2 separate regions of the Homo sapiens genome follow, and region 1 is linked to region 2. Evidence: chromatin loops called from intact Hi-C (ENCODE). Cell type or tissue: B cell. All regions are shown on one strand. Links, peaks and the distances in the headings refer to the core of each region. The heading gives the core; the rest is flanking DNA. Region 1 overlaps CDKN2B-AS1 (CDKN2B and CDKN2A antisense cis and trans regulatory RNA 1). Region 2 has its middle 190 kb from the start of CDKN2B.

Evidence for each region. Peaks named below come from ENCODE experiments on the same cell type or tissue, not always from the same donor. Only the 100,000 strongest peaks of a DNase experiment are listed, where the experiment ranks them.
Region 1: it touches region 2 in a loop (2.1-fold over the local background); 1 of 110 quality-filtered maps calls a loop at or near these places.

Annotation. Positions count from the first base shown.
Region 1 is chr9:22,044,649-22,060,615 of GRCh38, reverse strand. CDKN2B-AS1 (CDKN2B and CDKN2A antisense cis and trans regulatory RNA 1) reads right to left here. Exons shown (of 19, transcript NR_003529.4): 4 at 14,167-14,299; 5 at 13,716-13,865; 6 at 11,388-11,510; 7 at 4,229-4,364; 8 at 1,562-2,257. Among named protein-coding and RNA genes, the nearest start is that of CDKN2B, 43 kb to the right of the region's middle. In B cell, for the core only: no CTCF peak of the experiment used is centred there; a DNase peak (open chromatin) is centred at 9,465; H3K4me3 peaks cover 538 bases; H3K27ac peaks cover 634 bases.
Region 2 is chr9:22,191,196-22,207,162 of GRCh38, reverse strand. No RefSeq gene overlaps it. Among named protein-coding and RNA genes, the nearest start is that of CDKN2B, 190 kb to the right of the region's middle. RefSeq lists an enhancer at 9,748-9,807. In B cell, for the core only: no CTCF peak of the experiment used is centred there; DNase peaks (open chromatin) are centred at 9,342 and 9,962; H3K4me3 peaks cover 1,412 bases; H3K27ac peaks cover 1,603 bases.

The sequences.
Region 1 (15,967 bases), core at 5,403-13,402, 150 kb after region 2:
ACCCAAAAATGTGGAAGTGACTTTGGAACTGGGTAACAGGCAGGGACTGGAACAGTTTGAAAGGCTCAGAAGAAGAAAGGAAAATGTGGGAATGCTTAGAATTTCCTAGAGATTTGTTTAATGGCTTTGTCCAAAATGCCAACAGCGATATGGACAATAAAATCCAGGCTGAGGTGGTCTCAGATGGAGATGAGGAATTTGTTGGGAACTGGAGCAAATGTGACTCTTGTTAGGTTTTAGCAAAGAGACTGGTGGCATTTTGCCTCTGCCCTAGAGATTTGTGGAACTTTGAACTTGAGAGAGATGATTTAGGGTATTTGGCGGAAGAAATTTCTAAGCAGCAAAGCATTCAAGATGTGACTTGGGTACTGTTAAAGGCATTCAGTTTTAAAAGGGAAACAGAGTTCAGAAAATTTGCAGCCTGACTATGCAATAGAAAAGAAAAACCCATTTTCTGGGAAGAAATTCAAGCTAGCTGTAGAAATTTGCATAAGTAGCATGGGGCCTAATGTTAATCCCCGAGACCATGGGGAAAATGTCTCCAAGCCTTGTCAGAGACCTTCATGGCAGCCCCTCCCATCACAGGCCCAGAGGCCCAAGAGGAAAAAGTGGTTTCATGGACTGGACCCAGGGTCCCTGCGCCATGGGCAGCCTAGGGATTTAGTGCCCTGTGTCCCAGCTGCTCCAGCTGTGGCTGAAAGAGGCCAATATATAGCTCAGGCTGTGGCTTCAGAGGGTGGAAGCCCCAAGCCTTGGCAGCTTCCACGTGGTGTTGACCCTGTGGGTGCCCAGAAGTCAAGAATTGAGGTTTGGAAACCTCCACTTAGATTTCAGAAGATGTATGGAAATGCCTGAATGCCCAGGCAAAAGTTTGCTGCTGGGGCGGGGCTCTCATGGAGAACCTCTGCTAGGGCAGTGCAGAAGAGAAATGTGGGGTTAGAGCCCCCACACACAGTCCCTAGGCACTGCCTAGTGGAGCTGTGAGAAGAGGGCCATCGTCCTTCAGACCCCAGAGTGGTAGATCTACCAATAGCTTACACTATTCATCTGGAAAAGCCACAGACACTCAACACCAGCCGGTGAAAGCAGATTGGAGGGAGGCTGTACCCTGCAAAGCCACAGGGACGGAGCTGCCCAAGACCATGGCAACCCACCTCCTGCATCAGCATAACCTGGATATGAGACCTGGAGTCACAGGAGATCATTTTGGAGCTTCAAAGTTTGACTGCCTCGCTGGATTTTGGACTTGCATGGGCCCTGTAACCCTTTTGCTTCGGCCAATTTCTCCCATTTGGAACAGCTGTATTTACTCAATACTGGTACCACCATTGTATCTAGGAAGTAACTAGCTTGCTTTGATTTTACAGGCTCATAGGCAGAAGGGACTACCCTTGTCTCAGATGAGAATTTGGACTGTGGACTTTTGGATTAATGCTGAAATGAGTTAAGACTTTGGGTGACTATTGGGAAGGCATGGTTGGTTTGGAAATGTGAGGACATGAGATTTGGAGGGGCCAGGGGTGAAATTACGTGGTTTGGCTGCATCCCCACCAAATCTCACCTTGAATTGTTTCTCCCAGAATTCCCACATGTTGAGGGAGGGACCCAGAGGGAGGTAAATTATGGGAGCCAGTCTTTCCCATGCTATTCTCTTGATAGTGGAATAAGTCTCATAAGATCTGATGGGTTTATCAGAGGTTTCCGCTTTTGCTTCTTCCTCATTTTTCTCTTGCTGCCACCATGTAAGAAGTGCCTTTCGCCTCCCACCATGATTCTGAGGCCTCCTCAGCCATGCGGAACTGTAAGTCTAGTTAAACTTCTTTTTGTTCCCAATTTTGGGTCTTTATCAGCAGGATTAAAACAGATTAATACATATAGTGACCAAAAAGTGGCCGTTCCATCAGTCCAAGTTCCTAAGTGACTTCAGTGAGCAGATCCCCTGCAGATGATAGATGGATATGTGCCATGAGTAAGAATAATTCTGTATATTTTAAGCCAATGAGATTTTGAGGTTGTTTGTTACCACAGCATAATTGGGCTTATCGTGACTGATTCAACCTCTTTCTGTTTACATTTGGGCTTATATGATAGGCTCATTGTCAAACCTAGAAAGAAGCAAAGATTCAAATGGCAACAGAATAGTGTTCTTCTGCTAGAAAATGTTTCTAATAATTCCATTTGTCCTGTGTTAGGTCTATGTTTTTCCCTGGTGTGTCCTTCATGCTTTGGATATCAGTGAAGGCGTTCATTGGAGAGACTGAGAAGAAATGAATGTAAGGGAAAAAAGTAAATAAATGGAAATTTGTCAGTACCCGCCAAAATGAACTTATCTTGAAAATTACGTAAGAACAGACCATGAAGCAAGGGAGAGGCAATCTATTTTCAATACTGGTTTTCACTGGGTTTGTTTGTTTCATTTTTGAGATGGAGTTTCGCTCTTGCTGCCCAGGCTGAAGTGCAATGGCGCAATCTCGGCTCACTGTAGCCTCTGCCTCTCGGATTCAAGCAAATCTCCTGCCTCAGCCTCCCCAGTAGCTGGGATTACAGGTGCCCACCACCACACCTGGCTAATTTTTTTTCAAGCAAATCTCCTGCCTCAGCCTCCCCAGTAGCTGGGATTACAGGTGCCCACCACCACACCTGGCTAATTTTTTATATTTTTAGTAGAGACAGGGTTTCACCATGTTGGCAAGGCTGGTTGCAAACTCCTGACCTCAGGTGATCCACCCGCCTTGGCCTCTCAAACTGCTAGAAATATAGGCATGAGCCACCTTGCCCAGCCTATCACTGGGTTGCTTTTTTTTTTCTCAAGACAGGGTCTCACTCTATCGCCCAGGCTGGAGTGCAGTGGCACTACCTCAGCTCACTGCAACCTCCACCTCGCAGGCTCAAGCAATCCTCCACCTCTGCCTCCTGAGTAGCTGAGACTCCAGGTGCCCACCACCACACCTGGCTAATTTTTGTATTTTGTAGAGATGGGGTTTACACCATGTTGCCCAAGCTGGCCTCGAACTCCTGAGCTCAAGCAATCAGCCCACCTTGGCCTCCCAAAGTGCTGGGATTACAGGTGTGAGCCACCACACCTGGCCAATACTATATCACTTTCTACAACTATATCTTTATGTCTTCCTGAGTGTGGCCAGCAGAAATATCCTTTTGACTAGATGCTGCATCTACCTTTATTCTTTGGCTTAAAATATTTAATTAATTTTGATTAAAAATACGAGCTTTGGAAGATCACAATCATAATTGTTATGTTCACTATATAATAGATATACAGGAACATGTACTTGTGTATCTAATCCATAGCATCTGAGTCTGTAAGCCAAGAGAATGTGAAGGCCTTTTGGAAGATGGAACGAAATTATAACATACTGAAGAATACATAGCTCTGCTGAACAACTTATGAGTTAACTTTTGGAAAGAAATCAAGAGACAATCCCTGTAAAATTAATATTTTAAAAATAATATTTATTTTTATCAAAATAATTCACATACACTCAGAGGCAAATATTACTATCTTATAACAAAAACAGCAGTTACCTATTTGGGGTCGGGTAAAGGTAAACTCAGAATAATATGTTATTATATGGCAAGAGTAAGAAAAATGACTAAATCTAGATTAATCCCTAGTTTTGAGGACTAAGCTACTAGGTGAATGTCAGGTTCATTAATTAAGATGGGGAAGACTGGTAAGAGCAGGATTTCCAGGAGGGAGGGAAAGCAAAGAATCAAGAATTCTAAATTGGACATAGAGATTTAGACATCAAAAGTGAAGATGTTGAGTAGACAGTTTTATATACAATCCGGAGTTGAGGAGATGGGTCATGGGTAAAATTACTGGTTTAGAGGTCACTTGGATGTAGATGATATTTAAAGATATTTAAATGATAGCAACTTAAGAGAAGAGAGGTTAAGAAAACTGAAGCTGACATCACTTAACATGTAGCATTCAGGCCAAGGAAGAGAAGCCAGAAAAGAAGACCGAGAAACTGTGGCCAAGAAGATTGGCAGAAAGCCAGGAGAGGTGGTGACTCTGGAGTAAGCAGGGGTTCAAAAAGGAGAAAACAGTCACCTGTGTCCATGCGGCTCACTGTTCACTATATAAACTTAGCCGTCCTTTATTTTCCTGCCTCTAATCTATGTGGCAATTTTCACAGTTCCCCTCCAATTTCTCACCACTGTGCTTTTGCTCCTATTATTCTTTTGCATTGGAATACCTCCTCACCTGTCAAAATTCTCTCTATCCGCCGGGTGTGGTGTCTCACACCTGTAATCCCAGCACTTTGGGAGGCCGAGGCGGGCGAATCACGAGGTCGAGAGTTCAAGACCAGTCTGGCCAACATGGTGAAACCCCGTCTCTACTGGAAAAAAAAAAAAATATATATATATATATATATATACACACACACATATATAAATTAGCTGGATGTGGTGGCAGGAGCCTCTAATCCGAGCTACTCAGGAGGCTGAGGCAGGAGAGTCACTTGAACCCGGGAGGTGAGATTGCACCACTGCACTCCAGCCCAGACGACACTGCAAGACTCCGTCTCAAAAAAAAAAAAAGAAAAAAAAATCTATGTAACCTTCAAGACCCATCAAGAATGCTATCAACTTTGTAACGTATTTCCTAGCTCCACTAATAAAATATGCTTTCTTCCTCCATACTATCTGATAGCCCGTTGCATGCCAAATTTTATTCTGATTTGTACTATAATTGTTTGTATTCTTTATTCATCCTCCCTATATGCCAATATAGGCCCCCCAAACCTCTCATAATGTAGCCGAGTGTCTGGTATGCAGTAGGTCCTCAATAAAAATTTTCACTAAATCAAATCCAAAAATATAAAACCCAAGCCAGGAAAAGTATCTTCAAAGGACAGCCTCTTTTGTCCCTTTAGATTTCTGTCTGCCAGCACGTGGATCATCTGCACCCAAGCCCAAGAATTATTTACTCATATTCCTGGCCCTCTATAAAAAATAGTGAAAAAGATCAATCACAGAAAACCAAGGTTTTTTTAAAGTTATATTTTTTAAAAAGACTGTGGCAAAAAAACAAAAAACAACCAACCTACCTACAGAAGAATGCTGGCAAAACTACTTATCCTGCCTTGGCTGAGTATGTCCTGAGCTAATGGCTATTTTAAAAACCACTTAAACTAATTTTTCTCCCAGATCTTCATTAAGAAAATGGCAAGTTGCAAAAGCCCAAAGGATAAAACAACTTTTGTTATCCCTGAACCTAAAACTAAGCTACAAAGACTGTCCTAATCCAAGCCTTGGTTTAAAAGTCAAACAGCAGAATATTAAAAATTGCTAAGAGAGTAGATCATAAATGTTCTCACCACAAAAATATGGCATGCATATGAGATGACAGATATCTTAGTTTGATTTAACCATTTCACAATGTATACATATATCAAAACATTCCACTGTACACAATAAATATATAGAATTTTTATTTGTTAACTATACCTTAATAAAAATAAATTTTTAAAAAATAAAGTGGCAGAGGCATCTGATAAATAACAAATATGAATTTAATAATTTTAAAAATCAGGCAGGCTGGGCGTGGTGGCTCATGCCTGTAAATCCCAGCACTTTGGGAGGCCAAGGCAGGCAGATCACTTGAGGTCAGGAGTTCGAGACCAGCCTGGCCAACATGGTGAAACCCCATCTCTACTAAAAATACAAAAGTGAGCCAGGCATGGTGGCAGGTGCCTGTAATCCCAGCTCCTTGGGAGGCAGAGGCAGGAGAATTGCTTGAACCCGGGAGGCAGAAGTTACAGTGAGCTGAGACAGAGTGAGACTCTGTCTCAAGAAAAAAACACCAGCAACAACAAATAAAGTAAAATAAATAAAAATAAAAAGGCTTATAAAATAAAAAAATAAAATAAATAAAAATTTAAAAAAATAAATAAAAAATAAAAAAATAAAAATAAAAAAAGCTGAAAGAACACAGGTTTTCACATAGAAAGGATATGGATTTGATTTTCAATCCTATCATTTGATATTTTTGTAATCCTAAACAAATTTGTCGGCTTTTTTGAGCCTCAGTTTTCTCACTAGAAAAATAAAAATAAGAATAAATCTCTTAAATAATGACTGAAATACTATGAAAAGAAGTGCCTGACACAAGGTATGCTCATAATCAGTTATAATTATTAGTATTGTCACAAATCCTAAGAAATTGTTTGTGGCCTTTCAAGTATTGCCTGGTGATTATTTATAGTCTGATTTAATAATAGATACCACTAACTGAGCACCTCCTATGTGTCTTACGTGTTTTAGATTTGTAGACAAATGTAGTGACTAAGAGCATGCACTCTGGCGTCAAACTGCAGAGATTCACATTCCAGCTCCATCATATGGTAGCTGTGCGACCTTGAGAAAGTTACTTAACTTCACTTCTTATGTCTGGATTCTTCATCTGTAAAATAGAAATGATAATAGTACCTATCTCACAGGATTGTTGTGAGGATTAAATGAGATAGTGTGTATAAATTGTTTATCACCAGCTTATAGTATGTGCACAAGAAATGCTAGCTAAGGTTATTATTATAATTTCCGTTTTGCAGATTAGGACCCTAAGCCCTAAAGAGGGTCAGTAACTTATCCCAGGTCACACAGTTAGTTATGAGTTAACTTTTTTTTTTTTAATTTAAGGCTGCTTATTGCAAAGCCTGTGCTTTTTTGCTAAACCATCTCTTTTTCTGTTACGTATGTCCTAAGTAAAAATCCTTATTTTTTCCTTCGATGGCTGTAACAATTAGCTAGTGACGGTCTACAAGACATCAAGGAGGACCTAAGGAATAAAATACAGCAATCAGGTCTAAAACAAATATATGTTGCTATTTCTTCTTTGTATGCACCATAGTAGTATACTGTATTTCCATTAGAAGTTATGTTAATAAGAAAATTTTTGAATGTTCTTGCTCCAAACATCAGCATATACTTGCATTCTCTTACACTGGGAAGAAAGAAAGTGGTAGAAAGAAGTCATCTGGAAGGTAGCTCTGGCTACGAGTTGGAGGAAAAGGGAAGAGAGAGAAAAACAAGTTATCAGTGGTACACATAGTCAGGGCCAAAACTTTATAAACCAAACAGAATTTCCACAGACCTAATGATCACTGGGAATTATCTGCCAAGCTGCTAGGTGAAACATGCTGAAAAACAGCCTGGGCCTATGGCAAACATGTTTAGCTTTATGATTTTCTTCATCCCCTCTTCTGACTTGCACAATGTTGCCCCCAACTGTCTTCTAAAACTAATCACTCTTTCATGGTCAATGGAAACTTAGAAACCTAGATTCTCAAACGTTTGCTAAAAAAGCCCAGGTCTTTCTAGACATCTGTAGATAGATAAATAACCTAGTGATAAAGAATATACATTCTGTTCAGGTCCATCCTCCAGCTCCGTCCCATATTAATTGTGTGATAATCCAAACTGGTTGTTTTGTGCTAAGATTCCTACTTCCTGCACTTTCAGATTCACATACTCAGAGCTAGAAAACTTTTGAGAGTACAAGGTGATAACTACTGCAAATTCACAGAAGATTACATAAGTATAAATAGTCAACCTAACCTCCCTCTTCCTCTAACATTTTCTCACAAAACTAAAAAGTTTGGAAACTCCTTTTCTTAATGCTGGCGCCAGTTCAGCCACACTCTAGAAGGTATTGGTTTCATGAACTACAATGTGGAATCATCAAAATAAAGGGGCAGGATGAGAAAAAATGACAGCATGGGGCTTTGTGGTGTGTAGATTTAGTTGCTCATACAAGAACCTGGGAGGGGGAACCCCCCAAAAGATTAGTCACTTCATTTTATGTTGAGAACCCAATTCAGGTTAACAAAGTGTTGCCAACAAAGGAGATGAGAAAATGGCAGTATTCACTTGCTCTGGACTGAATAAACAAATGCGGGATTTGTGGGCTGACTAATGTCCTGGGATAAACCAGGCAGTCAGCCAAATTCTACGAGTTTTGATGAAAAGACAGCAAGCCCACACTTTTCTTCATGAAGAGTGCTCTGTGGGAGTATTGATGTCCACATGGGCAGCCTGGGTCTTCAACTTGCCTTAAAGATTCGCCCTTATCCAGCCACAGGAAATTCTCAATGCTTCTGTAATTGAAAACCTAGATCAAATGACAGAAGCTAAATTCCTTCTTCTTGAGAAGTGTTATCTGTCATGCATCTCTTTGTAGAAACGTGTTATCATTGTCCTTTTTTAAGCACTACATTACTCTGAAAATATACAGTTAGGTCACTAAAATGTGACTCTAGCTTTTCATTCATTCATTTCATTCACTGAATGCCTGCTATGCTCTAGGGACCATGTAGGGCTTTGTATATAGAACACTTAATGAGTCAGACATTGAAGCCCCCCATCCAGCCTCGAAATTCCAAGGGCACTGAAAAAAGTAAAATAGTACTTGTAATTTCATTGGGGGAAACTATTAAAATTTGAAATATTTTGGTGAGAGAGGCAATAAGTTTTTCAATTAAGGTCTTAATACAAGGTTGTAGGGAAGTCAGAAATGAGAATGTGGAGTTTCCTTTAATCTGGCCACCAGGATCCCCCACCATGATGTGAGGACCACAGTCATGATTTAACCTCAGGCTAAAATGGATTTTATTACAAACTGTGCAGCTAGTGAAATGTCAAGGGTTGTTTCACAGGATCTTAACTAACACAAGAAAAACTTCCTAGCAGCAGCTGATGCAAACTCCTTTAAATGTATACGTCTAATTTATCTATCCAGATAATAAATATACGTGGTATATGCAGGCTGAAAACAAAATCCCTGGAGTGTTTCGATGTGAGTATAATATACCTAGAAGCAAAAACTTCACTGATATAAAGGATGCATTTTATGAGTCTCCACAAAAATCTCCAACTTTTTATGAAATGTAAGGCCTTCTTAAGTAGTGTTTACTACATACAGCTTTCATAGTTCCTATATGAATACCTACTCTCCATGATTTATCAGCCTTCTAGAGTCCCAGTAGGATGCTGCCAAATTGCAAATTTGGAGAATTAGTTTTAAGAAACATTGTATATAACTGCCTTTGGAAGAAAATTCAGGTAGATTAGCAAAGATTTTAAGCAAGTCCTTTCACAAAAACCTGCAGAATTTCAAGGAGTCTGGGGTTTATGAAATCATCAAATCAATACCAAGTTTAACACATTTATGTTACTCTTATAAGCATAACTCTTTGGGAATAAAGGTATTACAAAAACAAGATTTGGAAAAGGAGGCTAGCTCTTGTTTAATTACTGTGAAGAGCAGAGAATTGAAAGAAAAACTACACACTAGTTGGAAAAGTGCTACTCGGGTTTAAAAAATAGAAAAAGAAAATCTGAGATTGGGATTGGACGATAAGCAGGTAGCAGAAGCAACAAAATGTCTCTTTCATTTTCAGCTCAGGGGGCCCCTTAAAGGAGCAGGCTGAAATGTACAGCCCACAAACCAGAGGAAGGCCTGCACAGGAAGTAGAGTGGAAATTACAGTTGAATGGACTCTGAAACAGGATGAAGCCAGTCCATGTGAGGTTCATGAAAACCAAGTAGACAATATGAACATCCAAGTGTTTCCTTGTGTCATTAACTCAATATTACATTCTGATTTCAAACACCATGGAACCACAGTGAAAAAGCTGCAAAAACGGTAGCCGTTTTTTCAAAACTTCTTTCTGCTGTTTGCTTGTCAGAGCTGATCAGACTCTTCCTTGAGCACTTTGCAGGTCACACACTGGATCCCACTGAGGTGAACTATTTGAAGGGTGATATCAGATTTCCCAGCAAAATTAGATAAGCAGATTGACATGGCAAGAAGCATGAGTTAGCATAAGGAGCTTCCCTAGACAGTGCCAGCGAATTAGGTGCCAAAAGCCTGAGGTGGTTATTAGAAAATGATTACCACCTCCAATTGTCTTAGTACAGACTTTTCACCGCCAGAAAACTGCTACAGAAGAAGCTAGCCAAAGCAATCACTGCTCTCCTAGGAAGCATTCACTGGGAGCTCTTGCTAACATCCCCACCGTTTGAAAGTGGCTAGACAGGACAGTGACAGCAATTCCTGTTGTCAATTAACGAGAAATTGCCCAACGGGATTTTAACTGTTAACTGGATTTCAGCCATGCTGCTCCCAAATACTCCTTTCCTTTGGTTACCTTTCAGCTGGGACTTCCTTGGCAGCCAAAGAAGTACTTCACTTCCACAGTCATCACAGCAGTACAGAGGAAGAAAAACTGAAAAGGGGTCAGGACTCCCTGGCTCTATACGTAATCAATTGCAAGGCCTCTGGCCAAGCCAGGCTGCTTTTCTGTCTTCCCTTCTCCTTTAATCATAAAATAGGATAATATAAAACCTACTTCACAGGATTATAGAAAAGGTCATAGGAAAGAACAGATGAGCTAAGTGCTATGGAAGGTACATACACATTTATGTACTTAAGTCTATGTGTGTGCATGTATGTGTACAGTATATACATTCAACTTTTTAATGTTTCCCAATTGCATAAAAGAGAAATACAGACTTAGCAATCAACTGGTTAAGTGATATGGACAATCTGGATATTTTAGAATAAAAATTCACCCCTTGGTTTGAGGACAAAAAGGCAATGTCTAAATTGTTCAGACCATTTTTAATTCTGCAAGTCCTAGCCATGGAGTCTATACAAGACTAAATTTTATGATTGCTAGGAAGCCAGAAAAAAAATATTTAAGGAAAAATAATAATAGCTACTAATTATTAAATGTTTACTATATGCTGGCCAATCTATGAAACGCTTTACAGATATTATTTTGCTTCCTCTTAGTTACAATCTTGTAAAGTATCTATTTAACAATACTATACATGATGCCTTAAGTGTATAAACAAATTTATTGTTGGAATTGAGATTCAGACTCAGGTCTGTCTTACTTCAGGGCCCTTGATCTTAATGTGAGTCATCCCAGCTCTCTGAAGAATGCCATTTTTCTCATCTGCCCTACTCTAGGATTTAGCATTTCCTTTTGCTGTTAAAAGTTGGCCCATGTGCCCTGGCTGGTGTGTGGGCCAGTCCCTGTGGGGCCCCTTGTGTAAGAGCAGATGTACTGGAGGGTGACATAGAGGATGCAGTGTGCAGAGAGTCCTAAAAGCAGAGGACAAAAGAAGCTTCACAAGGAAAGCACCTTTCGGACTTATACCCAGATTTAAAGGGCTGCATTTCTTTGATAAATGTCACAGAGGCTTGTGTTTGGACAGAGTAGGAAAGAACTCTTCCCATACTCTCCAGCCATTCCACTTAGACTAAAACTCTTCTTTAGATGTTTGGGAACAGTTGTTTGGCAACTTTTATTCAATTAGGGTTCATATCTAAAAGGTCGTTTCATATCTCCTACCTGTTACCTCTGATGGTTTCTTTGGAGTTAGATACATTCCAAATAGATCTCCCCGGTTTTCTTCTAGAAAGCAGTACTGACTCGGGAAAGGATTCCAGCACACCTAACAGTGATGCTTGAACCCTAGAAGAACCACATAGTGTATTAGCCTAGTCATTAGATATTATTTAGAAACACCACTGGAAAATATTAAATAATAGAATTTTAGAATTAAGATTGATACTAATAGGTAAAAAGTGAATATTTGTTGAGCTCTTAAAGAATGGCAAGCATAGTACTATACCTCTTACATGGATTATTTCACTTGTCTCACACTATCCCTAAGAGGCAAGAACTGTTATGATTTCCATTTTCAAATTAGAAGACTAAGTTTGCCATTAAATATTTCTCATTGTCAAAACAGCCACCAACATGACAAGGAAGAGTAGACCTCAGGCAAGAGTAATGCAAAATTTTCACAGAGCTATCCCTCCTTAACCTCCCCACTTCTCCTGTGTTCTCCCAAATGTCTTATTCCATCATCCAAGGTTGGTTACAAATTTCACTCATTTGTTGTACTTTTCCCCGATATGGATTGGATTGGTGACTGGATATCTCCCATGAAACTCGAAAAACAAGAAATTAAGACCTTAAAAGAAGAAATGAAAGATATTTAACTCTAAAAGACCTGAGAATGAACTATGACTCCAAGAAAAGTATGTACGTATATGTATGAAACTGATTGCAAAATGAAAAAATCCAGTGGAGACCTCTTATCTGCCAGACTAACCCCATGAACAGCCTCTTCCATGCAATTCAATGGAAATTATTCCACGGGAGTTATGTGAAAGAGAAGAGCAAAAAGTTTTGTTGAGAAATGCAGGATTGGGAGAGTTAGGCCAGCATCATGAGGAGCTTTGTTTGGTATGAGCACTTTAACCAGATCTCTCCCTTTCAGAGCCTGCCCCAGCTGAGATATTTCATACCAGCATCCACCTTAGAGGCACACACTTCTGCTGAGTGCATGGGCAATGGGATTAGGACGGAAAGACATTTACAGGATGACAGTGTTGAAAAGTTGTTGAAATCCAGCTCTAAAATATACCAATTATTTATGTCATATTTTGGGTTTCCAACTCAATATTTTCTCATCCAGGTCAGGCGCACTGACTCACGCCTGTAATCCCAGCACTTTGAGAGGCTGAGGCAGGTGGATACCTTGAGCCTAGGAGCTCGAGACCAGCCTAGGCAACATGTTGAAAACCCATCTCTACAAAAAAAAAAAAATACAAAAATTAGCCGCACATGGGAGTGCACATCAAATAGTCCCAGCTACTCAGAAGACTGAGGCAGGAGGACGACTATAGCCCAAGAGGTTGAGGCTGCAATGAACCATGATTGTGCCACTGCATTACAGCCTGGGCAACAGAATGATTCCCTGTCTAAAAAAAAAAAAGAAAGAAAAAAAAAGTTTTCTCATCAACAGTGTCTAACCACAGCAAAGCTGGATTGCAAAACCTCCTTAAAGGGAAAATATTTAGAAAAGAGTTATTTGGTTCTATAGTCTTTGTATCTAATTAGCTAAGTTTTGTTATGTATATGTGTAACATCTTCATAAAATGACAGAAGAATTTTGTACAGTATAAATGAGCTATAAGAATCATAATAAATAATAACTAATATATTTCAGCATTTGTAATGTACTATAATGTTATAGATTACTCGCTTCATAATTTTTGCTTGACTAATTCATCACAAGTGCTAAGTTCTTCAGCTCATTAGTTCTTGGAAGCATGGAGTTACCACTAGTAGTGAAAGGGTGCCTCTTTAATGCTCAGGTTGAAATTAAATCACAGAAATAGTTGCTTCTTTCTCACCAAATCACCAGCATGTGGTCTTTCCCTCTGAAACTTGTGAGGATGAAATATTTATATCAGCATATAAATGGATGCAAATAATGAGTGTCTCCTTTATGCATTTTGCTGCAACAATATACCTATACATAGTTTTAAGGCTTGGGAAAAGCTATTGGGTACAGACAAAATAAAGAGGAGAAAAGAAAAAGGAAGGGAAAGGAGGTGAGAAGAGCAGAGCAATGCTTGAGCAAAGGAGGGAGATGAAAGACTATTTGTTTCATGTCTATTATTGTCATGAGTTTACCTGTATCACATGGATTTAATCTTTATTACTACTCCAGACGTAATTTAGATCACCCTCATTTTCAGAAAAATAAACGAGGGCTCAAAGAAATGAAGTAGGCTACATTACTAAAAAGTGCTAATCACAGGATTTGATCCTAGGTCTCTGTGATTTAAAGAATCTCCATTCTCTTTCACTGTATCTCATTACCTCTCTTTCCAAGAAAATTCTCCTTTGATGTGTGTTTTTCAATTCTTTAAGCACAGATAACATATATCTGGTGGCCAGAAAACAGAAGTCTTTTCTTTGATCTCTGCTGTTGAATCAGAATGAGGCTTATTCTTCTCATCAAAAGGGACACTGGATGTAGGAGAAAAAAGAGGCAAATGTTAATTAATCCTTTGGTTGGACTATGACCTAAACACAGCAGATATTTCCTAATCCCTCTTCATAAACACTTTTATCACCTTGGATAGTGTATGAAGCAGAGAAATACATTGAATATGGTATACCTATACTCAATAAATAGAACACAATAATAGTTCCACCTTTCAATTCTAGTACAGATGCCAATGCCTGATTTAAACATATGCCCCAGATCCTCCTGCCTTTTTTCTCTCTTCAAACAACTATCTATACACAGTCAAGACTCTATGACAACCTTAGCTGTTCCTCGACAGGGCAGGCAGGTAGTCCAGTGGTTAAGTACATGAGCTCAAATTCTGGCTTCATCATTGATGTGGTCTTTGACAGGAAAATTATTTAACTTCTCTCTTTCTGTGGTTTCTCAATATCTGAAATAGTGATTTATTATGATGATTTATTTCATGAAGTTGCTATTAAAATCAAACAAAATGATATGCATAAACTTCCTAGCATAGTGCCTAAGATATAATGGGAGTCACTGCATTTTTCTTGAATTATTGCTAGATATAGTCCTCCACTTTGTGAAGTAGACAAATTACAGTACTTTGAGGTAGCTAGGGAATCATTTGGATGGCTTCCATTTGCTACAGAGAAATTTATTTGGAGGAAAAGAAGCTGAAGGGTTTCTCAAGAGACCTCAACTATTCAGGTTGTCCCAAATTTTCTTCTTATATTCTAAGTCCAGTGCAAACAAAATTTCTGCCTATTTAATGTTTAATATTTAATATAGCAAGAGAATTCATTTTAGGTCCAATTTGTGTAGTATAGTATTGTATTATTATAGGTACATATAAAATATTGTTTAATAAATACACCTTCTGATTTATGAGCATTTTGAAGAGCTTGGACCACAATCTTGAACAATTTACTTTATGGTGGAATTTTATAGTGCTATATCTTCACTTTTATAGCATACTGCTAAGTCTATATGTATAAACATAGTTTTTGGTGAAGAATATGACCCCCAAGGTTAACTTTAGACTTTAAGTGATCTACTTTTTGACCTTCATTGTGGCAAAAAGCATGAGCAGCCTATGCATTCCACCACTTCCTCCATCAGCACCACAGCTGCCACCAGTACAACTACTGTTCCCCCAGCCTGTTTTGCTTCCTAAGCATTGATGTTTAGAAAAAAAAAATTGACTAGTTTAGTGAAGCTAAACTATTTGTACATTTGCTGAGATAATACTATGCATTTCCATTAATAATGAATACTTGTGCCAAAAGCAAACTATAAGGGTTATAGTGATGATGTGCTGGATGAGAAAACCAGAGGAGTAAAATTCTACTTTCACCAGTAATTAGCAGTGTGGAGTTGAGTAAATAAACCTCTCTAAGTCTCAGTTTCTACATCTACTAAATCTAAGCAAATTCAAAACAGTGATTATTTCATTAGATTAGATATTTTGATTAGTCTTAAATGTCTAATATATAATAAACACTCAACAGGTAGTAGCTATTCTATGTTAGAATACAAGCAATTCATTTTTACCTTATCATGATACTCATATTTCCCCTTCTCCTATTTTTCCTTTATCCTCTTAATCCTATTGCTTCTGTTTATAAAATCAAATCCTTTGCATAGGGAGACCACATATTAAAAGAAAATAAATACACACACACACACACACACACACACACACACAAATAAATAATATTTTTCCAAAAGAAAAATACTTCTCCTCAAAGAAAAAAGTTACAAAATAAGTATTGATCATATGAAATGTATACATGGTGGAAATAGATCATTTAGCACTTTATAACTTGAATATAGAGTAGTATTCTTAGGAGAGAGTCAAAAAGGTTGTGTCAGCATCCTAGTGAAACATATTCAGGCACCTTTTGCCTTCAAACTTCTTTCCCAGCCAAGATGACAAATGTGGGTTAAACATTTCCTCTCTTACTGACTCATTTGGCAGAAAAAGAAGTCCAGATACCAAGAGGAATAGAAAAAAAAATGATGGGGATACAGGCACAGGAAGGAGGGGGAGGGAGGAGAAGCAAGTCATATTTCATCAAGCTATGCAAAACCAATG
Region 2 (15,967 bases), core at 5,165-13,164:
ATAGCCCAAACAAGGAAATTCAGTAAGAATAGTCTCCCAACCTGGACAAAGCTAAATACTTATCTATTCTCTGCACCTGTAACCGCTTGACTTATAAATAGTTTGCCCTTTTACTTTGCTTCACAGTCAGCTGCACAGGAGAAGAAATGCCTAGGATCACGTTGTTGTTGTTGTGACTAATCTCTACAAAGAATAGTACAGAAGATGAAAGGGAGCCACCTCCGAAGCTCTCAAAACCAGGAGCGGGGAACCCATCAGACCAATGTGACAAGTTGAAATGCAGGAACTTCATGATGTGATGTGATTTGATTTAAAAACAAAACAAAACAACACTGAAAAGGATTTAGGCAATGTGGGACAGAGACACAGCAAGAAAGAAAAATAATTGACTGGTTCCTGAGTATTGTTTGTCCTTATAAGATAGCTCTTACAATGACATCTTAGTACATATAGATTTTTTTTCTTAGACTAAGGTAAAAACACAATGATCTTCAAAAAAGAGATTCTTAATTAACCAACTCAAATGGCTTGTTAAGCAGCCTCAAAATTTATCATTATGAAGATTATGTGGTAGCGTAAAAATTCACTTATTTGTTGATCAAATGAATACTTACTGACCTTCTCTTGTGAGTCGGCTCTGCTCTAGATGCTGGTTGTATGTGAGAGGGCAAAATAGACAAAACTCTCTGATAGAACAGACCTAACATTCTGGTATAATGTACATGGTATAACGCTGTGTTAAAGCCCAGAATGAAAACCAGGGGAGCAAAAGGCAAAGAACATGAGTTCTTCTGCCAGTGGCCTAGCAGACATTGTTTGAAATCCCACCGTTGCCACTGATTTGCTATATAATGTTGAGCAGTTTAGCTGCTCTTGCTGACTCTCTTTTCAACATTTATAGCTAAAGGGGACATGAGAGATACCTCACAGGATTATTGTAAAGATTAAACAAAATTAAACAAGATAGAATGTCAATCAGAACCAAATCTTACAAATGGTGTTCTAGCTATCCAAAGAATTCCTCCCAGTAGAGAATATAACCAAATTTTTAAAAAGCTGTATAAAGTAATTTTTTATGAACTAATGCAAGCCTGAGTAGGCAGGAAAGTTAGAGAAATTCTCAGAGGCCAAAAACAATGAAAAACAGACATGACTAGAGAGTTAAGCAAGTACTTGGGCCTGCATTTGCCTGGTGAGCATCTGCTGACCCACTATGGGACCCAGGGAGTCAATAAGATGGGAAAAGACACCTAAATCTGGGATTTCTAAAAGGCCACACCTTCAAGGAGACATAAAGATACTTTCTTGATTCATCCTTAGATCTGGGTCAAAAAAAAGGAATCTATCCAGAAAATTACTAACTATAATCCTGCACTCACACACAGATTTAGGACCTTCTGGTCACAATACTTTTGTGGATCTTAAAAACAAAAATAAAGCTGAAATTTTGGTTTAAACAGTTCCTGGGTTGGTAGTGTCTCCAGGCACCTGAAAGAAGTAAATATAAATCCTTTCTAGAGAAAAATCACATAAAATCAGGCCTCAAAGAATTCCCACAGGTAAAGTGGGAATTACCTTATTACATTTGACCATGCAAGGCACATGGTCAAATGTAATACATTTATAAAATGTATAACACAAAATTAATAAAACATGCAATGAAATCAGTCACTATGGATAAAAGTCAGTAGAAATAATACATTTAAATAAATATTCAAATTAATAAATGTGATAAATATTTTTAACAAAATATATAGGTATAAAAGTATATGACAAGAAATTAGATATAAAAATTATCAGTTTAATAAAATTCCTAAAAATGAAATCATTGAAATTAGAAATCACTAAGGTGGTGGGCGACCAACACAGGAGGACATATTTATTTTTGTATACTTGTATCTTTGTTTCATATTTATATATTAAGATACCATAAAATATAATAATTCCTTAGAGCAGAGTTTCCTAAATGGGGTCCATAATCCCTAGAAATCAGGGAATCTGAGAAATAGGAAAAATTTAAATATTGATTTTGACTAACTGGAAGCTGTCATTTCATTTAATTATGAGCATTAAAAAAAACCATAGAAGTAATAACAATAACTTTGACTTTTTCACCAATGTAAATTTAAGATATTTTTATAGCATGTAACTATTGTCACAAAATAATATTGTTTATATTCACCAGTATCATATTACTCATTATAATAGACCTAAAGTTATTTCCCTGTTATTTATTCTGTTAGAGTGTATATATTACCATATTACAGTTTTTTTAAATTTTTTGGTAGCTATATTTCAATTTAATTGACTTCTTTAGTAATTCTGTGTATTTTGTTACATCCATTTACAAATCACTATTTGAAGGCATCCCTAGGCTTCATCTGACAGCCAAAAATAATACTACAGGACAAACTCAGGGATGAATACATATATCAAAACACTGCGCTGTTGCCCATAAGTAGATACAATTATTTGTTTATTTAAAAAAAAAAATTTAAGCTCAGAAAAAATGTTATGACTATCTAAAAATTTAAATCAAATTTAATTTCCCTTTTATTTTTTAATTCTAAGAAAACCCTTAAATACAGCCCATTCAACAAATTTAACCAAGTATATTTTTCTCTTGGCCTTCAGGTTTTATTATAGATGTTTGTCACAAATTCAATAATGAAAGAGGAAAGGAGTAAACAGAGAAAGAAGAAGTGGGAAAGGTGTTCTGCAATTGATCACACTATAAGCTCTTACATCCTGTCTTACCAAAAAGAAAAATAATTACTTGAATGTGTCTACTTTCTTTCAGTTAATTCTAAATTACTCACCTAAGAATTTATACTGGCGGCGAGGCATATTCTCAGCCTAGTAAGGAAGTAAATTACTTATATTTACTACCTGATATTTAAAATATAACTTAATTTTCAGACATATCTACTCAAGAACTTGAGTTTGGGTATTCTAGGATTTGTTTAATAAGGCTCCTTCATTACATCTCATCCTAGATCTCTTTCCAAAATATAGAAGTCAAATTCAAATATGTTCCCTTCATGCTTATATTTTACTCACTTTAACTCCTTCTCTGGACCTTTTCTATGCCATTCTATTCCAGGCCTTGGATTTCTACGTGTTTGTGTCTTAGATCTGTTAAACTCAGCTGACCCACCACACCCAAGCAGAACTTCAAAAGAAGCTGTGAAAAGCGTGCTTGTTCTAGCTGGAAGATCATCCTGAGTCCCTCCCTGTTTATTCTTGAAATGTTTGGGCCTCCTTTCATCTCCAGTTCTCAGATTTGGGCACAATAACCGAGCTCTGATGTCTACATCTAACCCTGTGGATCCCAGGCTGTCAATGAAATGTTTATTTCATGCGGATTCCGTGGCTCTGCTGACTCAGCTTATTTTGCAGTCTCTATTACCCTATTGCGAAATCTCCCTGTCTATGACTAGCCTCGAAATCCCAATTTCCAGAGGACAAGGATCTGGACATCCACTGCCCCTCTTCTTGCAGCACAGCCAGCCCTGGAAGGACCCTCTAACTTTAGCTACACTTGAAACAGAAATTTTACATGACTCACCATATGATAGCATTGATGCTCTCCTGTAATTCAAATTCAACCTTCGTGTTTCACTTTCAAACCTGCTTCATCAAAGTGACATATTCAATAGAACAGAAGAGTGGCCTTTTCTGAGATTTTTATTAGGGGAAAAGGATGTACAGTGAATTACACCTCACACCTCACACCTCAAAGAAAACTTCCAAAATATGTTTTTTACCTATCTTCTTTCCCCAGATTCCCACATCATACAACAGTAGCTTTATCTCTGTCTCTTTCTCTCTCTCTCTCTGTCTTTCTCTCTCTCTGAATCGCTAGCTTATTGTTGCTCTCTAAGTTCCATGAAGCTGTAAAAAAAAAAAGAATAAGATACTTATGAACTAATGTGCAGCAATTTCCCAGACATATTGTTAAATGACCAAAAGCACGGTGCAGAAGAATACATATAGTATGCCACCTTTTGTGTAAAAAAGATTAGGAAGTAAGAAATCAGGCATATCTTTACAAAAAGAAAGAGGAAAAGTGAAAACTATGAAGTTTTCAGGGGAAGCGTATGGAACATATATGCAAAGTGTGACACTTCCCTGACAATTCCTGTTTTTACGGTTTGACATGAAGTTATCTTAATATTCTACATACTGAAAGAATAAACATAATTTGAAAAAGGATAAGAAAGGAAAGAAAATGAAAGCAAACGCAAACATGAACCCAATGTTATTTCTAAAGAAAAATGTAGCATATTACAGGGACGGTGTGGCAATGAAAGGACAACCCTGAGTAGCTTATGATCACAGTATTTGACTATAAACCCTTAGCTTTGGGCAAGTTACATGTACAGGGTAGAGAACACCAGACAAATCCTGAAGGGTTTCAGAGGTATGGGCAAAGCAATTCTGAAATTATTTTAGATCTATTATAAGAGTAAACAAATTAGTAAATGTATCGAAGTTGTTGGGAGCTACTTGTTTTCTTGCTGTGGAAAAGGGGGCTAATAAACATGAAACAGAGAAAGCAAGCACTTAGTGAGGCTGGATCAGAATCAGTGGTATCAGCATGGACTCAAGATTTCTAAATAGATACATATATACACACACACACGTATACATTTATATGCATGTATATATGTGTACATGTATATGTATCTAATTTATGTGTATATAAAAATACATGTAGTAAGTATATATTTAGGTGTTTATATGTCTATATACCTGTATATATTTCTTATCTCAGACCACAAAAAGACCTAGAGGCAGAAATACCACAGTAGCATTGAACACACTTGGTGCCCAGATTTTAGCCCCTAATATCAGTCCCCACTAAAGAGAACAAGGGGTCTCGTTTTCTTGCTGCTGGTATTCACTCAACTGCTCAAACTAAAACTTTGTCATTCGTTTTTAAAAATTAATATTACTATTAATCTTTAAAGATTACTAAGTGTTCTCCAAATTATTTTGCATGGTATACAAGGACCCTCAAACTTTTAAACTTTTAAATCAAATTAAATTTCTAGAGTACTTTAGCAAACGACTTGCTAAAATCTCTAAAGAGCCCTATTTTATAATTCAAACAGGAATAAGCTGTTAATTTGGGCTTATTGGGTTTTACAATACCAAAAATGTCAATATGCTTAGCGACAGACTACTCTATTATATCTATGTCATTGAAGAAACTATTTAGGAAATGATTTTAACTTGCAAATCGAGTAGTCTTTATGAAAAAAATACATCTCTTTTGCTTCAGTTGGCTTTTTCTAGATGAGGTAGAAGTTATTGAGGAAGATCTCTAAGCTATAGGTTAATTCCAAGGTTTATCATTAATGCTTATGCTGACCTTTTTGAGAATAACTAAGTGAATTTTTTTAAAATCCGAGAAAGTTGACCATAAAAGGATTCCAGGTATAAACATTTTTCCATTCCAGGTGACCTCCTGTTTTTCATTCTATTTCATTTGATTTAACTTTTTGGCACAAAACTTACAGGTTCTTTGTCAACAATACTTAACAGACTCAGTAAATTAGTAGATTTTGAAGAGTGGTTTAATCATAAAGGAAAGAAAGTACATGGTCCTAACATCCTCTCTTGTAATGGGGTAGGATCATGGATTTCTTCTTGGGAATCAGGCAGGAGCACTGCAAACTCCCATGGACTAGCAAGTGACTCACCCTAAGGTCACTGAAGAAAGGAGTGGCCAAGGTCCAAGGGTGGGAAAAAAACCTTCTAATTAATTAAACTTATACTTGACCTAGTGTGACTAGCATTGGAGCATTACCTGCTTCAGCGGTTTTACAAGGCTGTTGGGAAGATGGGGCTGTTTTGTTTTTTATTTTGTTTTGTTTGTTTACAACAGTGCCCCCCAAAGTGCCTCTTTATTCCTAAGGACTTTAATCACAATTTGAAAACCACTCATCTATTCAGCCTCTTGGTTTTATTTATTGGGAACTAAGAACCAGATACTGTGGACTTCCAGTATGAGACAAAGGTGTTATTTAAGCAAGTAATGAAACAAAAATACTTGTTGAATACTCTCTTTCAACACTTCAAAGAAGCCAGGAAGGGAGAAGAAAGAGTTTTGGAGGGGAATCACCACCACACCTCTCTGCTGAGTGGGTTGGGGCATTCAACTCTAAAGCAGAGGCAAAGGAGCCCCGGGCAAGCCTGGCCATCCCCCTAGGCTCGATTTGCACCCATAGGAGACTTTAGCCATAGGGGAACTGTCAGTTCTGAATTCTGTAGGGTGGTCTTGTCCATCAGATGGGACCAGTACAACCTGAGCACCCCTTGGTCTGCTAGACTCTCCTGGGGCCACAGCCTGGCCACACATAGTTGCAGGGCAGCCTTTGGTGCCCTGAGGGCCCACACCATAGCTTTTGCAATGGTGGATCACGCCTGACAGATGGAGAGCTCCAGTGGGCAGTGCCTATGGACACACACCAGTCCACACATTCCCTTCCAATACTGCGGCTTCCTCTGGGCCCCTGGCAACTCCTCACATTGTTTTGCTGGCATGTGGCTGCACAGGGCAGGTTTTGCTTTTGTTGCCTCACCAGCATGCAGGAGTGCAGTCAGCCCCTCTGCCGCCTGCTGATTGCTATTGCAGATGGAGCATTGATGGGCACAGAGCAAACCAGCCCTCCCCCTGCAAGCACCCTGCCTTATGCAAACACTATACAGAGAAAAGTGGATCCACCCCTGCCCTGAGGGACCACTCCTGCTTGTAGGGCACAAAGAAGGCACCCAGACCAGTGCCTGCCAACATCTTGCTCCCAAGCCAACACCACCTTGAGTGCGACTGCACAGTCGCAGGCAACACACACCCCTCTAGCTGCATTGCCTCCACCACTGCGATGAATGCTCACAGGGAGGCAGGACCCCCAGCACCCACTAGCACTCTGCCACAGCTGCTGCTACCAATGCTGCTGAAATGCAGACAAGAAGGATCCCACTGTCACTACACCACGAAACATTTTGGCTGACATCACCCATCAGAGTGCAGTAAACAGTGGTCCAGGAGCACCTCAGTGCCCCCAGGATAGCAGATTCCTAATCTCAAGGAGACAGAGAACAAAGTGGGGCCCAACACAAGTCCTCCAAAGTTAGAGAACTAAGCCCAGGAGTTGAGAGCTGAGGACCAAATCTCTAAAATCTTCCAGAAATGAAGCCAGTTAGCTGACTGCACCTTATACCACAATCAAATCCTCAAGGTCATTAAATAGGATAAAAGAAAAAACACTCATCCAAAGGTAAGCATCCTCAAAGACTGAAGGAAGATAAGCCCAGAAGATGAGAAACAATCAGTACAAGAACCCTGATAACGCACAAAGCCAGAGTACCTTTTTACCTCCAAAAACACACATCACCTCTCCAGCAAGGTTCTGAACTGGCTGAGATGGCTGAAATGACAGAAATGTAATTCAGAATATGGATAGAAATGATTGAGCTATAGGAATAAGGTGAAATCTAATGCAAGGAAGCTAAAAAATCATAAACAATGCAGGAACTTACAGACAAAATAGTCAGTATAGAAAAGAACCTAACCAACCTAATAGAGCTAAAAAATACACTGCAAGAAATTTTACAATGCAACCACAACTATTAGTAGCAGATTAGGCCAAGTGGAGGAAAGAATCTCAGAGCTTGAAGACTGTCTTTCTGAAATAAGACTGTAATAAAGAAATAGAGAAAAAAGAATAAAAAGAAATAAACAAAATCCCTGAGAGATGTGGGATTACATAAAGAAGAAATCTATGACTCCTGGGTGTCCCTAAAAGAGATGGGGAGAAGGGAACTATATAATCTATTCTCATGCTGCAAATAAAACATGTCTGAGACTGGGTAATTTATAAAGGGAAGAGGTTTAATGGACTCACAGTTCAGCATGACTGGGAGGATTCACAATCATGGTAGAAGGTAAAGGAAAAGCAAAGGGAAGTCTTACATGGTGGCAGACAAGAGAATATGTTCAGGGAAACTCTCCTTTATAAAATCATCAGATTTCATGAGACTTATTCACTATTGTGAGAACAGTATGGGGGAAACCACTCCCATGATTCAATTATCTCTACCAGGTCCCTCCCATGACATGTGGGGATTATTAAACTTCAAGGTGAGATTTGGGTGGGGAAACAGCCAAACCATATTATTCCACACCTAGCCCCTCCCAAATCTCATGTTCTCACATTTCAAAAACAATCATGCTTTCCCAACAGCTCCCTGAAATCTTAACTCATTTCAGCATTAACTCAAAAGTCCACAGTCCAAATTCTCATCTGACAAGGCAAGTTCTTTCCACCTATGATCCTGCAAAATCAAAAGCAAGTTAGTTACTTCCTAGATACAATGGGGATACAAGCATTGGGTAAATACACCCATTCCAAATGGGAGAAGTCAGCCAAAAGGAGGGGACTACAGGCTTCATGCAAGTCCAAAATCCAGCAGGGCAGCCAAATTTTAAAGTTCTGAAATGATCTCCTTTTACTCCACGTCTCATATCTAGGTCCTGCTGATGCAAGAGGTGAGCTCCCATGCCCTCTTGGGCAGTTCCACCCCTGTGGCTTTGCAGGGTACAGCCCACCTCTCAGCTGCTTTCACAGGCTGGCATTGAGTGTCTGTGGCTTTTCCAGGTACGTGGTGTAAGGTGTTGGTGGATCTACCGTTCTGGGGTCTGGAGGACGGTGGCCCTTTTCTCACAACTCCACTAGGCAGTGTCCCAGTGGGGAATCTGTGTAGGGGTGCCAGCTCCACATTTCCCTTCCACACTGTCCTAGCAGAGGTTCTCCATGAGGGCCCAACCCCTGCAGCAAACTTCTGCCTGTTCATCCAGACGTTTCCATACTGCCTCTGGAACCTGTGTGTTCCAGGTCCATACATCCTCTGAAATCTACGTGGAGGTTCCCAAATCTCAGTTCTTGACTTCTGTGCGCCCACAGCCCAATACCAAATGAAGGCCACCAAGGCTTGGGTCATGCACCCTTTCTGAATCAATGGCCTGAGTTCTAGCCATGGCTAGGGCACAGGGCACCAAGTCATGAGAATGCACAATGTAGCAAGGTCCTGGGCCCAGCCCACAAGACCACTTTTTTCTCCTAGGCCTCCAGGCCTGTGATGGGAGGGGCTTCTGGAAGACCTCTGGCAGGCCCTAGAGACATTTTCCCTATTGTCTTGGTGATTAACATTTGGCTTCTCATTACTTATGCAAACTTCTGAAGCCAGCTTGAATTTATCCTCAGCAACCGGGTTTTTCTTTTCTATTGCATCATCAGGCTGTACATTTTCTGAATTTTCGTGCTCTGCTTCCCTTTTAAACATGTTTCAGTTCCAAAGCATAAATCTGCGAATACATAAAACTCAATGCATTTAACAGCACCGAAGTCACCTCTTGAATGCTTTGCTGCTTAGAAAATTCTTCTACCAGATACCCTAAATCATTTCTCTCAAGTTCAAAGTTCCACAAATCTCTAAGGCAGGGGCAAAATGCCAGTCTCTTTGCTAAAACATAGCAAGAGTCACTTTTATTCCAGTTTCCAACAAGGTCTTCATCTCCATGTGAGACCACCTCAACCTGAACTTTATTGTCCATGTATCAATGTCAGCATTTTGGTCAAAGCCATTCATCAAGTCTCTAGGAAGATCCAAACTTTCCCTTCAAACTTCTTCCTGTCCTCTTCTGAGCCCTCCAAACTGACCCAACCTCTGCCTGTTTCTCAGTTCCAAAGTCATTTCCACATTTTTGGGTATCTTTACAGCAGCACCCCACTCTACCAGTACCGATTTACTGTATTAGTCAGTTCTCATGCTGTATAAGACATACTTCAGACAGAGGAATTTATAGAGAAAAAGAGGCTAAATAGACTCACAGTTCCACATGGCTGGGGAGGCCTCACAGTCATGGCAGAAGGCAAAGGAGAAGCGAAAGCTTGTCTTAAATGGTGGCAGGCAACAGAGGGTGTACAGGGGAATTCCCTTTTATAAAACCATCAGATCTTATGAGACTTATTTACTACCATGAGAACAATAGGAGGGAAACTGCCCCCCTAATGCAATTTCCTCCACCTGGCCCCACCCTTGACACATGGGAATTATTACAATTCAAGGTGAGATTTGGGTGGGGACACAACCAAACTATATCAGGAACGAATCATGGAAAGAATATTTCAGGACATTATACATAATTTCTCCAACCTTGCTAGAGAGGCCAACATTCAAATTCAGGAAATGCAGAGAACCCCATTGACAAAGAGACATATACTCCCACATAATAATAGTAAGAGACTTTAACACTGTACTGACATTATTAGATAGATTATCCAGACAAAAAAATTAACAAAAATATTCAGGACATGAACTCAGCACTAGATCAAATAGACCTGATACACATCTGGAGTACTCTCCACCCAAAAACAATAGATTATAAGTTTTTCTTATTGTCACATGGTACAGACTCTAAAATCAATCACATAATTGCACATAAAACACTCCTGAGCAAATGCAAACTACTAAAATCATTTACAAAGTCTCTCAGACCATAGCATAATCAAATTAAAAATCAAGACTAAGAAATTCACTCAAAACAATACAATTACATGGAAATTAAATAATATGCTCCTGAATGCCTGTTGGGTACATAATGAAATTAAGGCAGAAATGAAGAAGTTCTTTGTAAGTAATGAGAACAAAGATAAAACATACCAGAATAACTGGGACATAGCTAAGAGAGTGTAAGTGGGAAATTATAGTGCTACATCCCTACATCAAAAAGTTAGAAAGACCTTAAGTTAACAACCTAATATCACAACTAAAAGAATCTCAAATCTAGCTGAAGATAAGAAAAAAAAACAAAATTAGGGATAAACTGAAGGAGACTGAAACAAGAAAAACTATTCAAAACATCAACAAAACTTTAAAAAATAATAATAAAATAGACCACTAGCTAGACTAATATGGAAGAAAAGAGAGAAGGTTCAAATAAACACAATCAGAAATAACAAGGGAGATATTACCATTGACCCCACAGAAATACAAATAATCATCAGAGAATATTATCAACATGTATATGCATGTAAACTAGAAAATCTAGAAGAAATGCATAAATATCTTGACATATACACCCTCCAAAGACTCAACCAAGGAGAAATTAAATTCCTGAACAGACAAATAATGATCTCTGAAATTGAGTAGTAATAAATAGCCTACCAACCAACAAAAGCTCGGGAAAAGCCAGATACACAGCTGAATTCTACCTGTTGTACAAAGAAGAGCTGGTACCATTCCTACTGAAACTATTCCAAAGAATTAATGAGGAAGGTCTCCTCCCTAACTCGTTCAATGAGGCCAGCATCTTCCTGATGCCAAAATGTAGCAGAGACACAATGAAAAAAGAAAATGTCAAGCCAATGTCTATGATGACTATTGATGTGAAAATCCCCAGCAATATACTAGCAAACCTAATTCAGCAGCACATCAAAAAGCTTATCCACTACAACCAAGTAGACTTTTTCTCTGGTGTGCAAGCTTCATTCAACATATGCAAATCAATAAATTTGTCTCATTACATAAACAGAACTAAAGACAAAAACCACATGATTCTCTCAATAGATGCAGAAAAGACTTTCAATAAAATTCAATACCTCTTCATGTTAAAACTCTCAATAAACTAGGTATTGAAGGAACATACCTCAAAATGATAAGAGCCATCTATGACAAACCATGACCAACATCACACTAAGTGGGCAAAAGCTGGAAGTATCCCTCATGAAAACCAGCACAAGAAAAGGATGCCCTCTCTCACCACTTCTATTTAATATAGCATTGGAAGTCCTGGTCAGGGCAATCAGGGAAAGTAAAAAGATAAAGGCATTGAAATAGGAACAGAGGAATTCAAACTGTCCCTGTTTGCAGATAATATAATCCTATATCTAGAAAACACCATAACCTCAACCCAAAAGCTCCTTAAGTTGATAAACTTCAACAAAGTCTCAGGATACAAAAATCAATTTGTCTTCTGAGATAGAAAAATGTTAGTAATGCAAAAATCACAAACATTCCTATACACCAACAACAGTCATGCTGAGGGCCAGATCAGGAACGCAATCTCATTCACAATTGCAACAACAAAAAATTAAATATCTAGGAGTATAGCTAACCACAGAAGTGAATGATTTCTACAAGAAGAAGTAAAAAACACTGCTCAAAGAAATCAAAGATGACACAAACAAATGGAAAAACATTCCTTGCTCGTGAAGAGAATCAATATTGTGAAAATGGCCATACTGCCCAAAGCGATTTATAGATGCAATGCTATTACCATCAAAATGCTATTGACATTCTTCACAGAATTAGAAAAAAAACTATTTTAAAACTCATATGGAACCAAAAAAGAGCCCAAATAGCTAAGGCAGTCCTAAGCAAAAAAAACAAAACTGGAGACATCATGCTACATGGCTTCAACTATGCTACAGGGCTACAGTAACCAAAACAGCAGCATGATACTGGTACTAGAACAGATGCAGAGACCAAGGAACATAATAGAGAACCCAGAAATAAGACTGCAAGCCTACAACTATCTAATCTTCAATAAACCTAGCGAAAACAAGCAATTGGGAAAGGATTTCCTATTCAATAATGGTGCTGGGATAACTGGCTAGCCATATACAGAAAATTAAAACTAGACCCCTTCCTTATATCATACACAAAAATCAACTCAAGTTGGATTACAGACTTAAAATGCAAAACCCAAAAATAATCAAAACCCTAGAATAAAACCTAGGCAATACCAAACAGGATATAGGAATGGGGAAAGATTTCATACGAAGATGCTAAAAGCAATTGCAACAAAAGCAAAAGTTAACATATGGGATCTAATTAAGCTAAATAGTTTCTACACAAGGAAGAAACCATCAACAGAGTGAACAAACAACCTATAGAATGGGAGAATATTTTTGCAAACTACATACCTGAAAAAGGTCTAATATCCAGCATCTATAAGGAACTTAAACAAATTTACAAGAAAAAAATAACCTCATTAAAAAGTGGGCAAAGGACAAGAACAGACACTTCCCAAAAGACATACGTGAGGCCAACAATCATAGGAAAAAAAACTCAACATCACTCATTATTAGAAAAATTCAAATAAAAATCACAATAAGATATCATCTCACACCAGTCAGAATGGCTATTAAAAAGTCAAAAAACAACAGACGCTGGTAAGGCTGCAGAGAAAAAGGACACTTATACAAAGTTGGTGGGAATGTAAATAGTTCAACCATTGAGGAAGACAATGTGGTGATTCCTCAAAGACCTGGAGGCTGAAATACCATTTGTCTCACCTATCCCATTACTAGGTATATACCCAAATGAATATAAACCATTCTATTATAAAGACACATGTATGCATATGTTCACTGCAGCACTATTCACAATAGAAAAGACAGGAATCAATCTAAATGCCCATCAATGGTAGACTTGATAAAGAAAATATGACACAGATACACCATGAAATACTATGCAGCCATAAAAAGGAATGAGATCATGTCATTTCCAGGGACATGGATGGAGCTGGAGGTCATTATCCTTAGTGAACTAATACAGGAAAAGAAAACAAAATACCACATGTTCTCACTTATAAGTGGGAGCTGAATGATGAGAACACATGGACACATACAGGGAAACAACACCTACTGGGGCCTCTCAGAGGATGGAGATTGTGAGGAGGGAGAGGATCAGGAAAAATAATTACTGGGTATGGGGCTTAATACCTGGGAGATGAAATAATCTGTACAACAAACCCACATGGCACAAGTTTATTTATATAACAAACCTGCATTTATCTATATAATAACCTACCCCTGAACTTAAAAGAACAGTTAAATTAAAAATCAAAAAAAAAAACTTTCCCAGGCATATCTATGACTCATTAATCATTCATGTCATACAAGAAGTTTTTATTGGCTGCCACATTCAAAATACTATAGGAGATACAAAAGAAGTCTACACAAGGCATCTTCTAACAATCTACTGAAGAAAGAGTATGTTTTCGTACTATCTTCATAACCCATTTATGTGCAAATCATTGCAGTGTTATATGCCAAAGTGAACATAAACGTTTATATGTAATAAAGTTGCTATTAAAAAATAGTAGGGAAAGAAAATATTATTCATTACACAACATGGAAATAAAATAACTGGAAAATGTTTTCAGTGCCTCCCCTCATACGATCTTTCCAGAAGGAATAAAAATTTAAGTACTTTTTAAATCATAAATCAACATGAAGCAAATTTAAGTATATGTTTATTGTCTTAAAATGAGAAGGACTTTCTTTTTTTTTTTTTTTGAGACGGAGTTTCACTCTGTCGCCCAGGCTGGAGTGCAGTGGCGCAATCTCGGCTCACTGCAAGCTCTGCCTCCTGGGTTCATGCCATTTTCCTGCCTCAGCCTCCCGAGTAGCTGGGACTACAGGTGCCCACCACCATGCCCAGCTAATTTTTTTTGTATTTTTCAGTAGAGACTGGGTTTCACCATGTTAGCCAGGATGGTTTTGATCTCCTGACCTCGTGATCCACCTGCCTCGGCCTCCCAAAGTGCTGGGATTACAGGTGTGAGCCACCGCACCCGGCCTAAATGAGAAGGACGTTCTAAGTATAATCTTTGAAAGTAATAATAATAAAAACCACTGTAAAAACTCTTCAGGAAAAAATAAAATTAAAAGAAAAGGCTGGAAAAATAATTGACAGAAGATACTGTATTTGTATCTTTACTACAGACAAAGACTTTACAAATCCATAAAATGAGTCCTAAAATAGAAAGCTAGGCAAACATTATGAATAAATAGGCAAACAATTATGATTACAGATAGAAAATTTACTTTTTTTTTTTTTGAGACAGAGTCGCACTCTGTCACCCAGGCTAGAGCGCAGTGGTGCAATCTCGGCTCACTACAACCTCCACCTCCTGGGTTCAAGTGGTTCTCCTGTCTCAGCCTCCCAAGTAGCTGGGATTACAGGGGCATTCCATCATGCCTGGCTAATTTTTGTATTTTTAATAGAGACAGGGTTTCATCATATTGGCCAGGCTGGTCTTGAATTCCTGACCTCAAGTGATCTGCACCCCTAGGCCTCCCAAAGTGCTGAGATTACAGATGCGAGCCACTGCACCTGGGCAAGATACAAACATTTTTAAAAGAATTTTTTAAAAAACATCAAAAAAGAATTAATTCTCACAAAAAATTAAAGAAAATAAAAACATGTAATATTTCATACAACAATTAATCAAAAAGTAACATGTTAATATTTTATACTCATGCAGTTGAATTAAAATGGGTAGTCATTTTCTGGAAACGGAATTAGAAGAAAATTTCTGGGGGATAATCAGGCTATAGATACTAAAAATCTTAAAAGTATGTATACTCTAATATAGGAATCCCATTTTAGATAATTATGCTATTGAATAATCATAGATTAACACAAAGATATGTGAATACGTTAATCGCTGTCACCAATGACTTGGAAAATGCATAAAATAAATTGTAAATTGAAATGAGTGGGTTACAAAGAAATCCTTTTTTGGAATATAAATCATTCTATTATAAAGATACATGCATGTGTATGTTCATTGCAGCACTATCCACAATAGCAGAAACATGGAATCAAACAAAACGCCCATCAGTGATAGACTGGATAAAGAAAATGTGGTACATATACACCATGGAATACTATGCAGCCATCAAAAGAAATGAGATCATGTCCTTTGCAGGAACATGGATGGAGCTGGAAGCCATTATACTCAGCATACTAACACAGGAACAAAAACCAAACACTGCATGTTCTCACTTATAAGTGGGAGTGAAACAATGTGAACACAAAAGCCCAGGGAGAGGAACAACACAACTGGGATTGGGGAGGTGGGCATAGGGAGGGAGGGCATCAGGAA